3 separate regions of the Mus musculus genome follow, and regions 2 and 3 are each linked to region 1. The links are chromatin loops, found by intact Hi-C in ENCODE. Cell type or tissue: heart. All regions are shown on one strand. Region 1 has its middle 22 kb from the start of Sccpdh. Region 2 overlaps Kif28 (kinesin family member 28). Region 3 has its middle 31 kb from the start of Gm31668.

Evidence for each region. Peaks named below come from ENCODE experiments on the same cell type or tissue, not always from the same donor. Only the 100,000 strongest peaks of a DNase experiment are listed, where the experiment ranks them.
Region 2: a loop joins it to region 1, with 8 times the contacts of the local background. A loop is called at or near these places in 30 of 42 quality-filtered maps.
Region 3: a loop joins it to region 1, with 2.9 times the contacts of the local background. A loop is called at or near these places in 13 of 42 quality-filtered maps.

The regions. Positions count from the first base shown.
Region 1 is chr1:179,644,507-179,647,006 of GRCm38, reverse strand. No RefSeq gene overlaps it. Among named protein-coding and RNA genes, the nearest start is that of Sccpdh, 22 kb to the left of the region's middle. In heart, no CTCF peak of the experiment used is centred here; a DNase peak (open chromatin) is centred at 1,136.
Region 2 is chr1:179,734,065-179,736,564 of GRCm38, reverse strand. It overlaps Kif28 (kinesin family member 28), which reads left to right. Exons shown (of 23, transcript NM_001370897.1): 3 at 432-635; 4 at 2,167-2,202. Among named protein-coding and RNA genes, the nearest start is that of Kif28, 9.9 kb to the left of the region's middle. In heart, a CTCF peak has its summit at 1,279; a DNase peak (open chromatin) is centred at 1,874; H3K4me3 peaks cover 535 bases.
Region 3 is chr1:179,846,403-179,848,902 of GRCm38, reverse strand. No RefSeq gene overlaps it. Among named protein-coding and RNA genes, the nearest start is that of Gm31668, 31 kb to the left of the region's middle. In heart, a CTCF peak has its summit at 1,032 (motif pointing left); a DNase peak (open chromatin) is centred at 952; H3K4me3 peaks cover 963 bases; H3K27ac peaks cover 755 bases.

The DNA.
Region 1 (2,500 bases):
CACCAAAGTCTTGTCCCTTATTTGGCCATCTCCTCCTCCTGAGGCTACCAAGGGCCAGCTATCAAAATATTGAAGTCCAGCGATGAGTCACCTCACCCTAACACGGGGTTTCTCTCTTTACCTTTATAAACTGCCATTTGCCTATGAGTCTGTCTGTGTCTCTATCTAGGTTCAGTTAATGTCCCCAGGACAAACATCCCCGTCCCCTCTCCCTTGTTCCTCCTTTTTCCCTTGTCCTCTATCTTGTCTTTGTCTCTTATTTCGTGCCTTTGTCCCTCTGGAGCAAATCCCCTCTAGAACTTGGTCTTGAGGGTCCTGAGCTGATACCTTTTCTTACAGGAGTGAGAGGGTTCTGAGTGCCTCAGGGTAGTCTCTTTGCCAGCACTGAACCTGAAGGGAGATGTGAAGGGAGGTGTGAGGGGCCTGGCTACCTGCTGCCAGGAGGGAGCTGTGTGGTGAGAAGAGCAGCTAGCACAGTAGTGGGACTGCCAAGAGCCACCTCTACACGTTTGCATCCCCAGCCCAGGGCTCATCTATCCCATTGAGATTATCCTCAGATAGCCAGGTGATGTAAAGAAGAATTAAAAAAAAAAAAAAAAAAAGAACTCTGTTTCTAGTGTGTTTACACAAGTTAGCCAAATCTGTTTTTTTTTTTTGTTTGTTTGTTTTTTTGTTTTTTTGTTTTTTCAAGGCTCAAATACCTGTTTCCACCAGGAGAAAGAAACCACATATTTGTACAAAGTTTAATTTGAAGAATCATTCCTGTGATGGAGATTACAGTTGCAGGGGGGGGGGGGGGGGATCGGCTTAAGAAAATAATACAGAAAACCTTAATGAACACAAGGGAAGCAGATGTGAAAGGCAATCCAAGGACTGAGAGAACACAGGCTCCTGAGCCACATCACAGGATGGAGGTCTAGACCTGGGCAGATGTAACTCGCTGAATGGCAGGGAAACTGACCCCAGAGGGATTCGTTATAAATAGCACCGGTGTGAGAGGGTTCCCCCCTGGTCAGGCTGTGCTGGCCTGGCCTGTCCTCAAGGCAGGAGGAAGCTGGTGCTAGGGAACTGACCTAAACACCCCTAATACAGCAACTCTCCTTAGGGGAACAACCCCGGAGGAGGCTGAGCCTCATCAAGTGTTTTAAGATTGCCCTCTAGTGGTGAGGGGGGCTCATCGCCTGCATCTGAACCAGTGAGGGAGTCGGAGGAACCCTTAGGAGAGCCCAACCATCCAGAGCTGATGCCTGAGAAGAGCATAGCCATGTCAGGGATGGGAGGACAGGAGACAGGGGTGATGCCTCCAGAAATGGAGCTGGAGCCCACTCCAGGAAAGACCTCTCAGCCCCAGCCAGGAGGTGGTGGCACACGGCTTTAATCCCAGCACTTGGGAGGCAGGGGCAGGCAGATCTCTGACTGTGAGGCCAGCCTGGTCTATGGAGCAAGTTCCAGGACAGCCACGGCTACATAGTGAAGCCCTGTCTCAAAACATAAAATAACAAAATGAGTCACTCAACCCCAAGAGGAAGGGTCATGATTGTTAATAAGCTTCCAGAAACTTCTAATGAGACTGAGAAACCTCAGTTTAGTGCAAGATAGTGTGTCCCAAGTCCATATATTTATCGAGTCACTAATCAACTAACTGGTGTTGGGACATAGTGAGGCATCGCTGGGGGCAAACAGTTGGGCGTGGTGCGCAGTAGCCGTGGCAACTGTTATGTGCCAGGGTGACAAGGGCTGACGTGGTCTGTGTCAGCTTCCCATTAGTGCGACAAGTACCCGAGGTAAAGCAACTTTAAAAGCTGTTCACAGTTTGGGGGGTTTCAGCCAAATACCCATGCTGCTCTGGACCTGCAGTAGCAGGGGGTACCATGGTGGGAGCATGATGTTCACCCCAAGGCATCTGGGAAGTCACAAGAGGAATAGCAGGAACTAGGGGCTTGGGTCTCCTTCACGGTTTAAGACCTTCCACAAACCTCTACATTTTATTTTATTTTATTTTTAAGACAGGTTTTTGCTGTGTATCCCTAGTTGTCCTGGAACTCGCTCTTGTAAATCAGGTGTCCGGAAACTCGGAGATCTGCCTGCCCTTGCCTCCTGAGTTCCGGGATTAAAGGTGTGTGCCCCTACCATCCAGCTACCTTTCTAAAGCAGGTTGATCTCATTTATGTATATGAGTGTTTTGCCTGTGTGTACTAATATGAACCACATGCATGCAGTACCCAGGTGGGCTCTAGAGCTCCTGTAACTGGGAATGAATTACAAATGGCTGTGAGCTATCCTGTGGGAGCCAAACTGGGTCCTCTGCAAGAGCCACAAAAAAAAAAAAAAAAAAAAAAAAAAAAAATGGCTGAGCCAGCTCTCCAGCCCAAGGTTCTACCTTTTTAACATTCTACCGCCTCTCAAGAGCTGCAAAGAGAAATCATGTTTTCACGGTATCCCCCTGACACCCGAGACATCTACTGACTGATGGAGCCGTGAGCTGTCTTATTAATCTGAC
Region 2 (2,500 bases), 90 kb before region 1:
TGAGCCTTGAGGGGAGGGTTGTTTCTTAGAGTGTATCATTAGGCCGCTTTCTGTTTGTATAAAAAGCACCTGTGATAACCCAATTTGAATCAAGACTTCAGTGTTGTAGGCCATTACATTTTCAGCCTGTGGTAAAGTAATGCATTACATTACAGCGGTGTGTGTGGAAGGGGGCGGGGAAACTATAGATTTCATAACAGAAAAAATGAAAGACAGAAAAAGACTAGGGTGTTTTCACAGCCTCCCAACGCTACCAACCTGGAAGCTAAACCTTTGACACATGGACTGTTGTTGGGTGGCACCCTGGATACAAACTGTGGTTCTGTGGAGGGGGCTGTGTTGTGTCAGTGTATGCACAAATGCATATGTGTGTTGAGGAAACTTTCAGGAGAGTCACCGCCACTGGTGACATTTAACGGTATCGTTTCTAGAGCGATGTCTTCCATGATATCGGAAGGGGAATTCTAGACAGTGCCTGGCGAGGCTACAATGCTACTCTCCTGGCCTATGGCCAGACGGGCTCTGGAAAAAGCTACTCCATGATTGGCTTTGGCACAAACAAGGGTCTTATTCCAAGAGTGTGTGAAGAGCTCTTCCAAGCTATTGAGAAGCAAAAGGAAAATCTAGAACCCCAGGTATGCCTTAGTTATTCTAGATTCCCGTCTCCTGGGAATTTTACCTGTTCTTCTCCTTTTTCTTTTTTTTTTTTTAAGATTTATTTATTCATTATATGTAAGTACACTGTAGCTGTCTTCAGACACTTTTTCTTCTCTCTCCAGCCCCACTCACTCGATCTGGCCCAAAGATTTATCTATTATATGTAAGTACATTGTAGCTGTCTTCAGACACACCAGAAGAGGGCGTCAGATCTCATTACAGGTGGTTGTGAGCCACCATGTGGTTGCTGGGATTTGAACTCAGGACCTTCAGAAAAGCAGCCAGTTCTCTTAACCGCTGAGCCATCTTTCCAGACCGAATTTCACCTTTTCATTTTCCACACGTGGAAGGCACCATCGACTGTATTTTCAGGTTTATGCGTGTGTCCTAAAATAGGCAAATATTTATATATTGTATTATGTCATAGACGGTGCTGGGACTTGGACCTACCCTGATTTGGGCATAAACATGGGCTCAGTCTCTGAAGTTCACCCAGGTGCCAAGGGTGGGTCTTACTGTCCCTGGCTCAGGTGCCTCCAGAGCAAGCTTTGAATCCACTGAAAGTCGGTGGCCATCACTAGTGTGACTAGCTCCAAAACATGACAGTAAAATGTCCGCAAACACCCACAGGCACAGTCCTTGCTCTAGATGGCAGCAGAGATCAGACAAAACACAAGAAGACAAGACCCTGCACCTCTTGGTGCAGAGGAGGGGTATTTTTTTTGTTGTTGTTACTTGTTTTGACCAACTGTTGGTTGAATCCATACATACAGAACCAACCTATGGTTTGGTAGTGAGATGCCATTCTAGAAACTTCTGGATCACCTGGGTTAGTTATGTGCAATGAGTCATTTCTATAAAGCCCTTCCTAAAACCCTCCCTCAGCACTGAGTGGCAGAACCCGCCTCCTCTCCCCCTCCCGTCCCCCTCCCGTCCCCTTCCTCTTCCTCTCTCATTCCCTTCTCCTTCCCCTCTCCTTCCAATCTCATTAGTCTTCCTGCCTTAGCCTCCTGAGTGCTGGAATACAGTCCCTGTATGGTGTCCGTTTTGTTGTTGTTGTTTGTTTTGGATCTCTTATGTGAGTATATACATGTGTAAGTGATACAAAGGTACGTGCACACATGTCTGTACAGGTAGGTGTACATGCCTCTGTGCACACTTGTGGAGACCTGAGGAGGACCCCGATGGAGGACCTCCATCACTCTCCACCTTGGTCCCTTGAGAAGGGGAGTTCCCTGGTTTTTATCTAGACTGGCCGGCAGCAAGCCAAGCGCGCCACCTATCGGCAGCCTCCACAATTACAGGTGAGCGCCGGCAGCCCTGGCTTTTTTTGTGGGTTCTGGGATCCAAGCTCAGGTCCTCCTGCTTGAGCAGTGCCTCCCCAGACGATTTTGTGTCTTTTTATAAAATTCATTAAGAACAATGCAGTGTGACACATTTACTAGAGTATGTTAGTGTTTCCCTGTTATGTCTCTTCAAGACAATATTGACTCATTACTCTCTCTACAGGTTATGTTTAGCATGCTGGAAATCTACAATGAACAGGTACCGGGCTCTCTCTCTGTCTCTCTCTGTCGCTCTGTCTCTCTCTGTCGCTCTATCTGTGTGTGTGTGTGTGTGTGTGTCTGTTTCTGTCTGTCTGCCTGTCTCCCTCCCCAGCCTCCTCTGCGGAGAATCAAACCCGGGTCCTCGAACTCACTAAACAGTCTTTACCACTGAGCCACATCCGTCCTGAGAGCCCATGCTCTGACACACATACCTGAGTGACTTCATGAATTACTAACACCAAGGACTCTGGCTGCCTGTCATTCTGTAATGCATGTGCCTCCCCCCCCCCCGCCCC
Region 3 (2,500 bases), 200 kb before region 1:
GATTTCCTTTTCAAAGTGGATTCTGTCAGGTACCTTGTTACAGCCATGTAGCGCCGACTCTCACACACAGCTATGCACCTCAGATCTTCGGCTCACGTTTGCTGAACTGAGCAGATAGATGCACAGATTCCCCAGGCTCAATTCCGAACACTGAGTGAACCAGGCGAGGTGTGCATACCTATAATCCCAGTACTCAGGAGGTGGAGGCAGGCAAGATGACGTTTAGAGTGAGTTTGAGGTTAGCCTGGGCCAAATGAGATCTGAAAACAAAACAAAACAAAACAAACAAACAAACAAAAGCAGGAGGAGGAGGAAAAGGACAGACCTGTCAGATTGGCAAGAAAGACAGATCCTCCAAGGGTTGTCATGTAGTAGATTCAGCTCTGCACACTAAATTACAAAAAACAGCCCTGGGGCTAGGGCAGGCCCTGGATTCTGAAGTTTGCTCCTTTGGCTATGGCATGCGTGCTGTACTTCTTTACCTGCTAGCTAGCCTACCCTCCTTCTTTGCCCCTTACCTTACTTGATAAATCTCAGCCTTTTGCTTACACACTTGTGAGCCTATCCCATAGCCTGTTGGAGCCCGTCTTCCTCTCTGGGCAGGCTCAGACTTTAACCGCGTTCCCAGGTCTACCCCCACCTCCAGAATCACCTGGGCTCAGCCTGTCTCATTCTTTGACCCTCAGGTCTGAGGTAGTCTAGAAAGAATGTCCCTGTTGGTCGGCAGCTTGGCTGGGAAAGGACAGCGCTGTCGCAGGAAGCCTGTGTAAAGCGGCCGCAACCAAAAATAAAGGAGGGCCCGCCACAAAAATTACTGACTCAGTCGAGGCCTCTGTCCCGGGAAACATTCCCCGGATAAGTCACACCCTCAGGCGGCCGAGGCTGCTCAGAAAGACCTTTTTAGAGAAACTGGAATGGGGGGTTGGGGGGAGGAATTTTCCAAGAAGTCCTGGGCGGGAAGCTAGGCTGGGCGATGGGGAAGTGAACGGCTAGTTTCCATTTGCTGCCACCTCCCGGGAGATCTGAGAACTGCAGGTCTGCCTGGGGAGCAGGGTCACCGGGACGAGCAGCCCTGAAGTTAGGTCCCACTTTGTGAGGCTGCAGTTGGAGGGAAGGTGACAATCACAGACCATTTTGATGCAAAGGAAGAAAGGAAAAGTGCAGGCTATGAGCCTTCCGTTTCCGGTAGGTTTTCATGTCCTCAATTTCTAAGCCAAAACACCTCCTGCCATTCCTCCCACTTTTCCCTTTTCCACTTCTCTCTCGACTGATGGGAACTCCCTTCCTCCTCCTTCCTAAACAGCTTTCTCCCATCAATCCATCCTGCTCAGGGCAGCCAGTTTAAAACCACTTAGTCGTTCATGGATGCCCAAGGTCCCATTGAACACCCAACTCCTCAGACCCACCCACAAACTCTTCCTCACCTTCAGGAAGTCACTCTTTCCAGTTCCGTCCACCGAGTGAATTTCTCCCCGTTCCTCTCTATCCGTTTCAACCCATTCACCCTTCAAATAGCAGCGCTCCCATCAATCACTGCTCAGGGAAAGTCCCTGACCTGCAAAACTCAGCTCCTTCTGCCATCCACTAACACTTCTCACACTATCTTCAAGGCCAGTACCACAGTCTAATGACTGTATCTACTCATTTAATTCGTATCTCATTTCCCCTAAACTGCAAATCCACTATCACTGACATATTAAATCTGACATAGTAGTAAATTCTGAATAATATTTGGAATGAAAGTCAGGCATAGTGGCTCATACCTATAAATCCAGCACTTGGAAGGCAGGAATTTAACATGATCACATACACACAGATCTATATAGCGTGTATACATTTTCATATATACACATGTATACATACACACATCCAATGTATATATATGTATATATCGTATATCTATACATATATATGTGTGTGTATTTATATATACACACATACATATAAACACATATACACATACATGCATACACGCACACACATACACACCCTGAGGCATTTTCTTTCTATCTTTCTTTTCTTTCTTTCTTTCTTTCTTTCTTTCTTTCTTTCTTTCTTCCTTCCTTCCTTTCTTTCTTTCTTTCTTTCTTTCTTTCAAGTAGGGTCTCTCTATGCTATCTTGGCTGTTCTAGAACTCACTATGTGGACCAGGCTGGCCTCGAACTTACAGAGATCTGCCTGCCTCTGCCTCCTGAATCCTGGGATTAAAGGCATCACCACTACTCCAGGCTATGTGGATTTTTCATATGCAAAACAGAAGAATGGTGAAGCCTGGCCTGCTCGGTGCATTAATAACTGTAGGCTTAGAGTTTTCAAAACCCACTTTTAATAAGGGGTTCTCAAACTCTCCGGCACCCCCCCTTCTAGCCCACCATCCAAAAGTAGGGGAGAAAAGATGGTAAACAGGACAAGGGGACGTGGGCCTGTTTAGAAGTAGTTCTTTGGGGCAACTCCAATCTCTGTTCATCATGATACCAGCAGTCCAGATTAGTAGTGTCAG